Linked DNA regions of Homo sapiens: region 1 is linked to region 2. Evidence: chromatin contacts called from ENCODE Hi-C or POLR2A ChIA-PET data. All regions are on one chromosome and are shown on one strand. The core of a region is the stretch at or near the end of the contact, and the rest is flanking DNA. Distances in the headings are between cores, read along the strand shown. Region 1 holds the start of DYNC2I2 (dynein 2 intermediate chain 2). Region 2 holds the start of PTGES2 (prostaglandin E synthase 2).

The links. A loop is a pair of places that touch in the nucleus more often than their neighbours do. ChIA-PET counts read pairs that join two places held with the same protein, here RNA polymerase II (POLR2A). Pooled maps may share reads with other maps.
Region 1: a pooled map shows a loop between it and region 2 (14-fold over the local background). The contact joins the promoter of DYNC2I2 here to the promoter of PTGES2 in region 2. A Hi-C loop is called at or near these places in 1 of 37 single-sample maps with no recorded cell type and 6 of 50 pooled maps. POLR2A ChIA-PET finds 5 or more read pairs at or near these places in 1 of 52 experiments (Caco-2).

The regions. Positions count from the first base shown.
Region 1 is chr9:128,655,417-128,658,116 of GRCh38, forward strand. It overlaps DYNC2I2 (dynein 2 intermediate chain 2), which reads right to left and starts at 1,431. Exons shown (of 9, transcript NM_052844.4): 1 at 1,125-1,431. The coding sequence starts at 1,310. RefSeq lists enhancers at 843-1,487, 1,461-1,670, 1,488-2,131 and a silencer at 951-1,280.
Region 2 is chr9:128,125,984-128,128,978 of GRCh38, forward strand. PTGES2 (prostaglandin E synthase 2) reads right to left here and starts at 1,746. Exons shown (of 7, transcript NM_025072.7): 1 at 1,456-1,746. The coding sequence starts at 1,734. PTGES2-DT (PTGES2 divergent transcript) reads left to right here and starts at 2,546. Exons shown (of 1, transcript NR_024425.1): 1 at 2,546-2,995. RefSeq lists enhancers at 1,267-1,346, 1,987-2,106 and silencers at 1,487-1,776, 2,417-2,616, 2,647-2,756.

The DNA.
Region 1 (2,700 bases), core at 181-2,680, 530 kb after region 2:
AGGAGAATGGCATAAACCCGGGAGGCGGAGCTTGCAGTGAGCAGAGATCGCGCCATTGCACTCCAGCCCGGGCGACAGAGCGAGACTCCGTCTCCAAAAAAAAAAAAAAGAGAAAGAAACCAAGTAGCGCCGAAACCAAGTAGCTGGCACTACTACACTCCAGCCTGGGCGACAGAGTGAGACTCTGTCTCAAAAAAAAGAAAAAAAAGAAGGCCGGGCGCGGTGGCTCACGCCTGTAATCCCAGCACTTTGGAAGGCCGAGGAGGGCGGATCACGAGGACAGGAGATGGAAACCATTCTGGCTAACACTGTGAAACCCCGTCTCTACTAAAAAATACAAAAAAATTAGCCAGGCGTGCTGGCGGCCGCCTGTAGTCCCAGCTACTGGGGAGGCTGGGGCAGGAGAATGGCGTGAACCTGGGAGGCGGAGTTTGCAGTGAGCCGAGTTCGCGCCACTGCACTCCAGCCTGGGCGACAGAGCGAGACTGTCTCAAAAAAAAAAAAAAAAAGCCTGAACGCGGTGGCTCACACCTGTAATCCCAGCACTTTGGGAGGCCGAGGAAGGAGGACAGCTTAAGCCCAGGAGTTGGAGACCAGCCAGGGCAACACATGGAGACCCCATCTCTACAAGATAATAAATAAATAAACAGCCAGCGTGGTGGCCCGCGCCTGAGGTCCCAGATACTCTGGATGCGCAGGTGGGAGGATCGCTCAGCACCGGGGGCTGAGGCTGCAGTGAGCCGAGATCGCACCACTGCACTCCAGCCTGGGCGACAGAGCGAGACCCTGTTCAAAAAAAAAAACACAAAACAAAACCAAAAAAAGTTGTTTGAAATGCTTAAAAACTACAGTTCACACAAAATCCTTCAAAACGTGGGATCCTTGGAGGTGTTTTGTTTTTCCACTTTTTGTTGTTAAAAAATGGGCCGAAAGTATCCTCTGGGTCAGTTTCTGTGGAATAAACTGTAAAGGCAAACGGTGGGACGCCCGAACCCGCCCGGCAGCCACGGTGGGACGCCCGAACCCGCCCGGCAGCCACGGTGGGACGCCCGAACCCGCCCGGCAGCCGCGCTGCGACCCCGCCTTCCCGCCCGCGTCGCTCCGCGCGGGGCCCGCGCCCTCACCGTCTCCCAGCGGATGCCCTGGACGGCCCTCCACTGCGAGGGCACGGACGCCACACCCAGGGTCTCGTCCTGCAGCGGCCCTGGCCGCCCCGGCCCCGGGCCGCTCGCAACCCCGACTGTCGCCAGCGCCGCAACACCAGCGCTTCCCGCCTGGCTGAGTGGCCCCGGCTGCGCGCGGGTTGCCATGGAGACGGTTCCGCCCTCTCGTGCGGACGCACTCAGGCGCGACCTCCGCCCCTACGCCGCCATGAGCGGAAAACGGGGAATGTGAGGCTGACGGCGCCATGTTTGAATTGGTCGCAGCGCCTCCTGCAAGACCTGGAAGAAAGAAAAGTAACGATTCTTCTCGGCCAGAGAGAGAAGCATGACCGGTTTTGCATACCCTGTCCCCAGAAAAAGCACTCTAAGAGTAGGCGCGCTACTCCTGGGCGAGGAAACTGCGGAAGTGAGGCATTGGTGCCAGGTTCAAAGATGGCGCTGAGCAGCCAAGCGCAGAAGCGAAGAGAGGGCGGCAGCCTGCGGCCGTGGCCGGCCCGCGAGGTCTGGGCCTGGGAGCGCAGATCTGGCTGAGCAGCTGATTCTTCCAGCAGATCCGAGAACCGCGCCACTCGAACAGGCTGTCACCTCGAAGCCAAGTGATCTCCCTTTAATCCTCAGTCTCTGTCTCAATAGAATGATGATGAAAAATATTCCTACGGAGATCCTAAATGTGGTTAAAAAGCTGGGAGGCCCAAATGAGGTCTTCTACAGAAACATGCTTATTAAATCGAAATTAAAAGCAAATAACTAAATAATGTGCCTACTGTGTGTCAGGCAAAGAGCCCAGAACGTCTCTTTCTTATTAAGTTCTCACCCTGAGGAAAGAATTGCTTTTTATACTATATTATGTCGTTCTGCCATTCCGCGCGCCCCACCGGAATTAAAAAAACTGGAGATTCTGACCTGAGGACTAAAAAATAAAAATAAAGAATAAACAAATAGGCCAGGTGCGGTGGCTCACACCTGTAATCCCGGTACTTTGAGAGGCCAAGGCAGGAGGATCGCTTGAAGCCAGGAGTTCGAAACCAGCCTGAGCAACATAGTGAGAGCCCGTCTCTACAAAAAAAATGTTTTAAAACTTAGCTGGGCATGGTGGCACGTGCCTGTAGTCCCACCTACTCGGCAGGCTGAGTGTAAAGATCCCTTGAGTCCAGTAGTTTGAGGCTGCAGTGAGCTATGATTACACCACTACACTACAGCCTGAGTGATAGAGCAAGACCCTATCTCTAAAAAAATAATAATAGGCCAGACGAGATGGCCAGCACTTTGGAAGGCCAAGGCAAGAGGATCACTTGAGCCCAGGAGTTTGAGACCTGCCTGGGCAACACAGCAAGACTCCCTCTCTACAAAAAAAAATTTTTTAATTGGCCAGGCATAGTGGCACACACCTGTAGTCCCAGCTGCTCCGGAGGCCAAGGTGAGAGGATCCCTGGAGTCAGGGAAATTGAGGCTGCAGAGAGCCCTGATTGAACCACGCTGTGCTTTAGCCTGGACAAGAGAGTGAGACCCTGTCTCAAAATAATAATAATAATAACAA
Region 2 (2,995 bases), core at 496-2,995:
GCAGCCTTGAACTCCGGGGTTCATGTGATCCTCCAGCCAAAGTCTATCTCAAATATCCGAGGGGGAGGGTGGTATCTGAGCCAAGGCCTGCGTGTGGCAAGCTCCGCAGGAAAGCCCCCAGGGGAGCCTGCTGCACGTTCATGCCGGGAAGCCACAACTGTAGACCATCCCCCTGTGTTCAGAGGGGAAGCTGGACCGTGGAGGCAGGAAGGGAGACACAGAGTACTCCATGCCCTTTTTACCCACCTCTGTTCCCTCTGGTCCAGCAAATAAGCATCTGTGGGCGGGTGGTGGGAAGTCAAGTAATGAAGAGTTGCAAGGTGTGGGGTAGGTATAAAGTGTCTCAAGGCAGCTGGGCCACCACTTAGGGGGTCACCACTTGGGGGGGGCACCTTTCTACCTCTTCCTGTTTCAGCCTGGAGTCTAAGTCATCAGTTCCATAAAGGTACCACCACTACTACTAAATAAATACACAGCCTTAGGATTTGGGGGCAGTGGGGAGAGAGGATGATGAACGTTTGGAAAGTGAAAAAGGCTTTCCCTTTCCTGTGATCTCCCATCTCTTAATCAAAAAAGTCTTAAAACACGGTAGAGGCTGGGCTCCGTGGCTCACACCTGTAATCCCAGCACTTTGGGAGGCCGAGGCGGGTGGCTCATTTGAGGTCAGGAGTTCGAGACCAGCTTGGCCAACATGGTGAGACCCCCGTCTCTAGTAAAAATACAAAAATTAGCCGGGCTGGGTGGCAGGCGCCTGTAATCCCAGCTACTGGGGAGGCTGAGGCAGGAGAATTGCTTGAACCCAGGAGGCGGAGGTTGCAGTGAACCGAGATCGCGCCACTGCACTCCAGCCTGGGCAACAGAGCAAAAAAAAACTCCGTCTCAAAAAAAAAAAGTCTCCTTAAAACATGGTAAAGGCTGGGCGCAGTGGCTCACGCCTGTGATCCCAGCACTTTCAGAGGCCAAGGTGGGCGGATCACTTGAGGCCAGGAGTTCGAGACCAGCCTGGGCGACATGGTGAAACCCTATCTCTACAAAAAATACAAAAATTAGCAGGGCGCAGTGGGGTGAGCCTATAGTCCCAGCTACTCGGGAGGCTGAGGCAGGAGGATCCCTTCAACCTGGGAGGCAGAGGCTGCAGTGAGCCGCGATCGCACTCCAGCCTGGGCGATAATGCGAGACCCTGTCTCGAAAACATAAATAAACAAACCAAAAAAAAAAAAAAAAAAAAAACCACGGTAGAAGAACGATTTTATGAGAACTCGAACAATTCCAGGTAGTAGGCATCAGGAGTGCCCCTATTTTACACAAAAGAATACAGAGGGTTCGGAGACTTCAGACCAAGTCACTCGCCCAAGGTCACAAGCAGGCAGAGGCAACTCCTGACCCTGCGGGTTCCCAGGAGTCCCGAGTTCGGCGCTGATCAGCATCCCCATCCCCGGCCGGGCCAGGCCTTACCTGCGCGGCTGAGCGCTCTGCGTGGAGGTCCTGGGCGCGCAGGTGCCACCGCGCCGTGTGGTACAGCCCCAGGGCTCCCCCCAGGGCCAGCGCCGCAGCTCCCAGCAGCCGCGGGCTCCCCTTACGAGCTGCAGCCACGGGGCTCGGGCCGCCCGCCGCCCCCGCGAAGCCAGCCCGGCTCTGCGTGGGTAGCAGCGGCTGGGGGCGGCCTCCCAGCCTCCAGGCCAAGGCGCACCCACCAGGCCACAGCGCCCGCACCACCCGCGCAGCCGGGTCCATGTTCGCTCCGCCGGCGCCGCGGGCGGGCGCGCGAAACGAAGACGCCGAGGCACGCGCGGCGTTTAAAGGGCCAGGACTCTGGCGCCCCGCGGGTTGGCCGGGGTGAGGGCGACGCTAAGGGAACCCTCAGCGCTCTCGGGACTGGGCGTGTGCCCGGCGCCCAAGTTCGAAACGCCCGCCAGAGCCGCAGAGGCCCGCTCGGGAACGTTTGCAGACCGTTCCATGCTTCCGCCTCCAAAGGCTCTTGGGTAGTGACCCGGCCGACTGCAGGGGGGCGAACGTCTCCTCGCCCCACCTTGACCGCCTAAAGGGCGGCGTGGCCGTCTGTAACACGTACTTGCCCACCTCTCTTACGGGCGCCCATTCAAAACAACTCCAGCCCTTCCTAGAGTCAGTACAGGCGCCGCGACTTCCGGCCACTGAAAGCCCCGGAAACGACCCGACCCGGCACCAGGTGTTGCGGTTCTCTCTGCCCTCCCGCCTCATTGTCCGCTTCCTACTGTGACCCGAACCATAAAATTTTCCCGAACCCGAAGGGGCCTTGGAAACCACGTGTCTCTGATTTCGCCCACGCGAAGCGGCCGGCCCGCCGACCCCGAGATTTCCAGGGAGAGGATGGCAAAGTGGGGTGCCAGGCTGCTCGGTCCTTCTGCTGGGCTCCCCCGCCCTAGCTGAAGCCCGGAGCCTCCACCGCATAGGCGTCTCCGCGGACAGCCCCGGGATGGCCCCGCCCGGCGCCCGAGAGGGGGCGGGACTCGCAGAGTGGGCGGGGAGAGGGGCGGGGCGAGGGGGGAGCTCTGAGTCCCGGCTCTGCTGCTCCGCCGCGTCCCACTCTTCTCGCTCCGCTTTCGCCCCGCATCTTCCACCTTCCTTCCAGTCCTTGCGGCGACCGAGCCCGCAGTGTCAGTCCCCAGCGGGGACCTGAGTATGCCGGTGAAGACGAGAGCGGAAGGCGAGGACGACGGCTTCGGGGAAGCGGGTGACCCGAGGAGACTGCTGGAGCGACCTTGGCGTTTCCGGGGGTGCCTTCCCGGGAAGGGGAATCGGGATGTTGGCTTCGAAGGGACCGAAGGGCCCACCTCGACCCGCCCCGAGTGGGTTTGGAGTTGTAGGTGCTGTCTCGGATGCAGGGCGAGCACCCGCGAGCGGGTAACCAGTCCCGTGAGAGCTGCAGGTCCCCAGCCCCGTTTTACAGATAGGGAAACTGAGGCAGCTGCTGGGACACTCGCCCATATGGGTTTTGCTCCACCCACTTCCTTCA